Regions from separate parts of the Homo sapiens genome. Here region 1 is linked to region 2. A link is a contact called in ENCODE Hi-C or POLR2A ChIA-PET data. All regions are on one chromosome and are shown on one strand. Each heading gives the region's core, a stretch centred on a gene start or an enhancer-like site at or near the end of the contact. The rest is flanking DNA. Distances are from core to core; before and after follow the strand shown. Region 1 has its middle 110 kb from the start of SCOC-AS1. Region 2 overlaps MAML3 (mastermind like transcriptional coactivator 3).

Region 1 (2,700 bases), core at 87-2,586, 120 kb after region 2:
CTAGTATGGTCAGGTTCTGGTGAAGGCCCTTTTCTGTGTTGGTAACTAAAAAGAGGGCTAAGAGCTCTCAGGAGTCTTCGTTTTATAAGGGCACCCCAGAGAGTGAGGTGCTACACCTTCATTACCTAATTATCTCCCAAAGGCTCCATTTCCTAATGCCATCACATTGGGGATTAGGAAGAACCTCAACATTAAATTTGAGAGGGCACAATCAGTCTCTAACATGGGGATGGGGCCTGAGTTCAGTTTCCTTCTATTAATATATTAGAATATATTAGTGGTAAAGGTGTTAGAGTCTAGACTGACAAAATCAAGACAAAATAAAGAGCCATTAAGTCTTTCAAAATTTAATCTATAATTACGCTGTATTCAGAAATGTGCTGGTTCCCAAAGATTAAGTTTTCCTGTGTCTAGGTACTAAAAGAAAATAAAAAGGGAGGAAGGGAGAAAGAGAAAAAGTAAGGGAGAGAGGAAATCTTTGAGAAAAACTATTAATTAGTATTGAGGAGATCTATAAAGTCTCTTCCTGGGGCTCGTTGTATTTTCAAAGTTGTCCACAGCAATCTCTCTCACCCTACAAGCTCTTCTGCAAAGAGGTGGAGTCTCCCTCCCTTCCCTCTTGAATTGGGCCTATCATGAGAGCAAAACACCATCTTCTGCTGGAAAAGAGAAAAGGATAGAATATTTCTGTGGTGAGAAAGAAGGTTATTTGATACCAAACCCAGACCACACCCACTAGAGCTGGAGTTCAGCTTACAGAAATGGATCTAAGATCAAGTCAAATCGGTAAAGACACTGGTGAGTCAGCGGGAACCACAGTGAGCTAAAGGTAGCACTGGGTGGGAGGCCAAAGGAGCGGGTTGACTGATGCTGGAGATTTGATGGGAGCGGAGCCTTCATGAGAAAGGCTGGTATCCCACAAGGTTGCATCAGTGTTGTCAGCATAGTCGTCAGTGGCTTGAGACCTTTGAACGTGAGCTAGGGGTGGATGTGTGCAGGGGCCTGGAGAGACTGCGGAGATCTGAGTGAGACCAGCTTTGCGGGGTTACTGGCAGTGCACATTCTGGCTCTGTTTTCCTGGGATCTGTTTCTTGCCCTTCCTCTACCCTGTTCTAAATCAAAGGGTTCTGACCCTTGTAGGTTGCTTTTCTAAGATCGGAGGATGATAGGAGGCGCTGACAGGCTGGATGGTGGAGGTAGAGAGGGAGAAACGAGGCCTTCTCCCCTCCTTCCCAGCCGCGCACCTCTCCCACTCCATTTGTTGCCAGACAGGTCCACTAAGGGTCCAGCCTCCACCCAGTGACGTGGAGACTCCGCGAGGCACCCTGAGCTCCGGGAACCCCCTCCTCCCTTTCCTCTGCCCCGAGGTGGTGTCAGCTTCCTGTCTTTGCAGTCTGGATTCCTCACCCCACCCTGGCTGGCCTCTCGGCTCCTCCATCCCTTGTGTAATTGATCCCTGCCTCAAAGTCCTGTCTGGAATTCCCTGGTGGTTTCTGTTTCCTGGTTAGATCCCGACCGATACACTGGCCTCCGGAGCTGGTCAGCTCTGATTCCTAGAAGAGAGCTGCTAAGGACCGGCCTGGGGACGCCTTGCTGAAAGAGGTTTGTAGGGAAACCAACCGACTTCAGGACAGTCCAGTATGTGGCTTACTTGACCCCATTCTCTCCAGAACGACATAAGCTGTTATCTTAAGGGAGGGACTTTAATGGAGGAATTGATTTGGGATGGGGTGAAGGATTCACTAAAAGAGAGGCATCAGTGGCACCAGAGAGCAGAGAAAGCTCATGTCCTCTCAGTTTAGAAATAACCAAGTGTTCTGGTGGGGGCTTATGCATCACTGAATTACTGTCGCATTCTTGGGCCCCATATAACGTTTGTATCTTGTGTCTGGTTCAAATAGAACAGAGAATAAGGGAGTGAGTGCCTCTAATTTAATATTCTTATGTTTCCATCACGTCAAATTCCCACTAGGACAAATGTATACAAATGAATCATTATAATTTTTTCCCTTTTACCCTAGCTGAGCCACTTGGGCCTCTGCTAAGAAATGATGATAAAAGTGATGAAAACAAAGCATAACATTATAATGTCATTTAAAAAATGAAAGATTTCCAGGAGATCCTTTGTTGTGCTGGAAGAGCACGAGCTGCATGTTTAAATGACTTTTTGTTTTCCCTTTTGGATAATCACAGAGAGTAATGTAACCAAAATAATCTTGGACTGCTGCTGAGGTCATCATTTAGTTCCTGCTGACATGTTGTGCTGGTCAGAAAGCAGGGGATCTCAAAGGGAGTACAGCCCTGGAGACATGAGAGAAGGCGTCATTCAGACTGCTGGTGCTTCCCTCAGAGACAACAGGGGCATGGGGTTTGAATCTGGCTGTTCATTCTCCCATCCCAACACTGGAGACACAGATGAGGAGCACACCTGTATCCCAGGCATTGTAGATTACAGCGGGAGAGAGAAATGCCAACTGGGACTGTGTCCTTGGGGGATGCGATTTTTCATACTGTATAATGAACGTGCAATAGGGAAGAGCATTTCATTGTGGGTTTTACTGCACTAGGCGATTCTGACGGGTATATGGATACTCATTCCAACTTACAGTCATAAGATGAAGACGGTCATGGGGAAGCTGCCTGGCTTCCAATGAAATATTGGGGAAGAGGATTCAATATCAAAAGTTCAGAACGGAGAAT
Region 2 (2,700 bases), core at 104-2,603:
AAAACTGTGCACTGTCATGCTTTTTGATGTGCCTGCTCAGCTTGAAAATGTACTTGTCAATTGAAATTTGCCTTAAAATTTTAACCAGGACCTCAGTTCCAAATACAGCAAATAAACAATGCCCCCTTTTGTTACCACAAATAATTAAAAGCCATCTTTTCAACTGAGGCTCTCTGATAGGTGAAGTCAATAATTTTCACCAAGTCTTTGAGGGGAAGAAAAAAACTATGTCAATAAAGTGGTGGTGGTTGGGATGGGATCATTTGACTACATGTTCAGAACGGACCTAATACCTGAGGTAGTGCAGCTTCAAACCCAGGTCTGTGCCACCTGCTCTATCAACAGGGCTGGTGAGGACTCACACAGAACCCAGCCCCCTCTGTGGCAGCCTGGAGCCAAGGAAAATTTTTTACCCCTCACCCACTCTGCTTTTTGTTTGCTATTTTTTTGTTGTTGTTTTTCATGCCCATTCTTGTAAATGTGTAAGATAGGAAAACAAATCAAAAGAGGCAAAGCCCTCATTAGACTGCCTTCTTAATCCAAGCGAGGCAGAAAGATAATTAATCGATATTTAGTACTTCGGACATATTGGTCCTTAGAAAGTAAACAATACCAATGAAACAGTAAAGAATCCTATTCATCTTTATTTTTATATCACCGTTATTATTATTTGGTTGTGGGTGATCATTGTTTTTCTTTAGGGCTTTCCAAATAGAGCGCCCAATCTGAGAACTACATTTAATTGTTCTGTGCCTCACTGGAGTACAACTATAATCCTGCAGTCAATTCAAGAAAATGAAGAGCAACGTTTTCTTTACAACCTCTATTTTTGAGATTTTACCTCAATACAGACTGTTAAAATACTCTCAGAAGCCAAGGTTAACTTTTAAACTAATTATTTTAAAAGGAAATATAACTTGTAGAGCATGTTTCTTTCTTTTTTTTTTTTTTTTTTGGTACACAGAATTTACTTGCAACTCTGCTTAAGAGTTAAGGCTTACATTACATTCATCACACTCATCACACATACCAGTGAGAGATGCATGTGAAACAGCTGAAGCTAAAATACACTCCTATTCTGTACACAGCCCTGGCATTTATTAGTGCGTAAGTCTAATCAACAGGCTAAATCATTGTCATAAAATGACAGAAAATTTTATTTTCACGCAGTCATCTTTCAAGTCTATTTGTTGCTAATTTGCTAAACTGGGATTCACTATGAAATCTACAGCTGATGTCTCTGTCTATTGAAGCAAGCATTATCTTTCTATTTTCAAAAGTAAGCTGTGGCTTGGGCTTGCTGTCTTCTTCCCAGTAAGGTCAGGAGGCTGGGCTTGCTTCCACCTGCGAGTGTATCACAAACCAGGCGCGCGCACCCGAGCCCTCCCTCCACCAGGGCGGAAACCAGAGAACACAACCCAAACACCGAAAGTTTCTGGTCGCAAACTCTACTCATCTTGCCGTGTCCAGAGACCCGGCACTGGGAACGGCACTGGCTTTTGTTCCAGGGTCCCCCAGCTGGCGAGGTAAACGCCACAGCAGTCCTTGATCCCCAAAGGTTGTGAGAGATTCTGTGGCACGGGAATTTTGGAGCCTCCCGAAAGGAGCCCATTTCTCCGCAATCCATGCGCGTGGGGTGTACAAATACACGAAAAGAGGACGCGGGGTGGGCAGGCATGAAACCTTCAGTGCCTCTTAAATTCTCAGTCTCAGGTTCACAAAGTGAATCTCCTCCTCCGTGGAAGGGCGCTAGGGGGGCGGGGGCTGGGAGAGAAATAGGTTGGAGAAAGGGACCGGAGCTACAGTCGAGATGCGGGACCGGCCCCGCCTCCGGCTACAATCAGAAAAACTACAGTGTGTCAGTGGTTTTCGGTTTCCTGTTTGTAAAGCGAGAACCTCCCCCGACTCGAACTGTCGTTCTTCCTCAAAACCAACCGAGACGGCCCCTTCTTCGCGCTCGGGGCAGGCTCAGCCGCAGGGGGAGCGGAGAGGAGGGACGCGGGGGCATGGGGGGCGCGGCGGGGCGGGGACAGCCGCGATGAAGCGGGCAGGGCCACGGGGCGCAGCACCCCTCCCAGCCCAGCGGCCCCGGGGTCTGAGCTGGGCCGCGAGGCGGACAAAGCGCCTCCCGCTCCCTCCCCCACGGCCACGTTCCAAAAGGGAGGAAGAAGGCGGGCAAGAGTGGCTGGAGGAGGAGGAAGGGAGGAGGAAGGGGAGGGGGAGGAGGAAGAGGAGGAGGGAAGGTGCTGCCGGCGGGACTGGGCAGGATCGCGCCGACCTGGGAGGGGAGGGAGGAGGGGTTGAGCGCCCCCGGAGAACTGGGAGGAGGGAAGGATTCTTGAAGCCCAAGATAAACAAATTGTTCCTCTTCACGTGCGGGGTGGGGGGACGTGGGGAGCGAGCACTGCGGCGTCGCCTCCCCTCCCCCAAGCCGACTCTTTGTCACCGAGCGCCGGCCCGAGCCCCCGGCGAAAGCCCACGGCAGCACTGGCACCACCCCGGCGCCGGGGACTCACAGACCGGGAACGTGTGCGATTTCTAAACCGCACGACGGGAGGGCCGCCCCTGCCGGGCTCTGCGCCGCCGATCGCTGGGCGGTCTGCACGGGAAACAGGCGAAGGCGCGCGGCCCCGGCACGCTCCAGGATTCCCGTCGCCTGGCCCACCCAGCACCCGGGCGGCGCGGTGCGGGGGGGGGGGG

What was found. A loop is a pair of places that touch in the nucleus more often than their neighbours do. ChIA-PET counts read pairs that join two places held with the same protein, here RNA polymerase II (POLR2A). Pooled maps may share reads with other maps.
Region 1: a loop to region 2 is called in a map of PC-9, with 5 times the contacts of the local background. The contact joins two enhancer-like sites. A Hi-C loop is called at or near these places in 97 of 168 maps with a recorded cell type or tissue (B cell, CD14-positive monocyte, CD4-positive, alpha-beta T cell and 59 more), 18 of 37 single-sample maps with no recorded cell type and 44 of 50 pooled maps. POLR2A ChIA-PET finds 5 or more read pairs at or near these places in 28 of 52 experiments (A549, A673, AG04449 and 23 more).

What each region holds. Positions count from the first base shown.
Region 1 is chr4:140,266,380-140,269,079 of GRCh38, forward strand. It overlaps a transcript of SCOC not described here. Among named protein-coding and RNA genes, the nearest start is that of SCOC-AS1, 110 kb to the right of the region's middle. RefSeq lists enhancers at 380-1,579, 1,380-1,879. Within about 2 kb of position 1,337, at least 3 of the 41 ENCODE cell types and tissues checked have a DNase peak (open chromatin) inside an H3K27ac peak, as active enhancers do; they include PC-3, PC-9 and endothelial cell of umbilical vein, where a contact is called at or near this core.
Region 2 is chr4:140,149,003-140,151,702 of GRCh38, forward strand. The region is part of intron 1 of MAML3 (mastermind like transcriptional coactivator 3); the gene reads right to left. Among named protein-coding and RNA genes, the nearest start is that of MAML3, 3.8 kb to the right of the region's middle. RefSeq lists enhancers at 1,056-1,900, 1,901-2,700. Within about 2 kb of position 1,354, at least 39 of the 41 ENCODE cell types and tissues checked have a DNase peak (open chromatin) inside an H3K27ac peak, as active enhancers do; they include PC-3, PC-9 and endothelial cell of umbilical vein, where a contact is called at or near this core.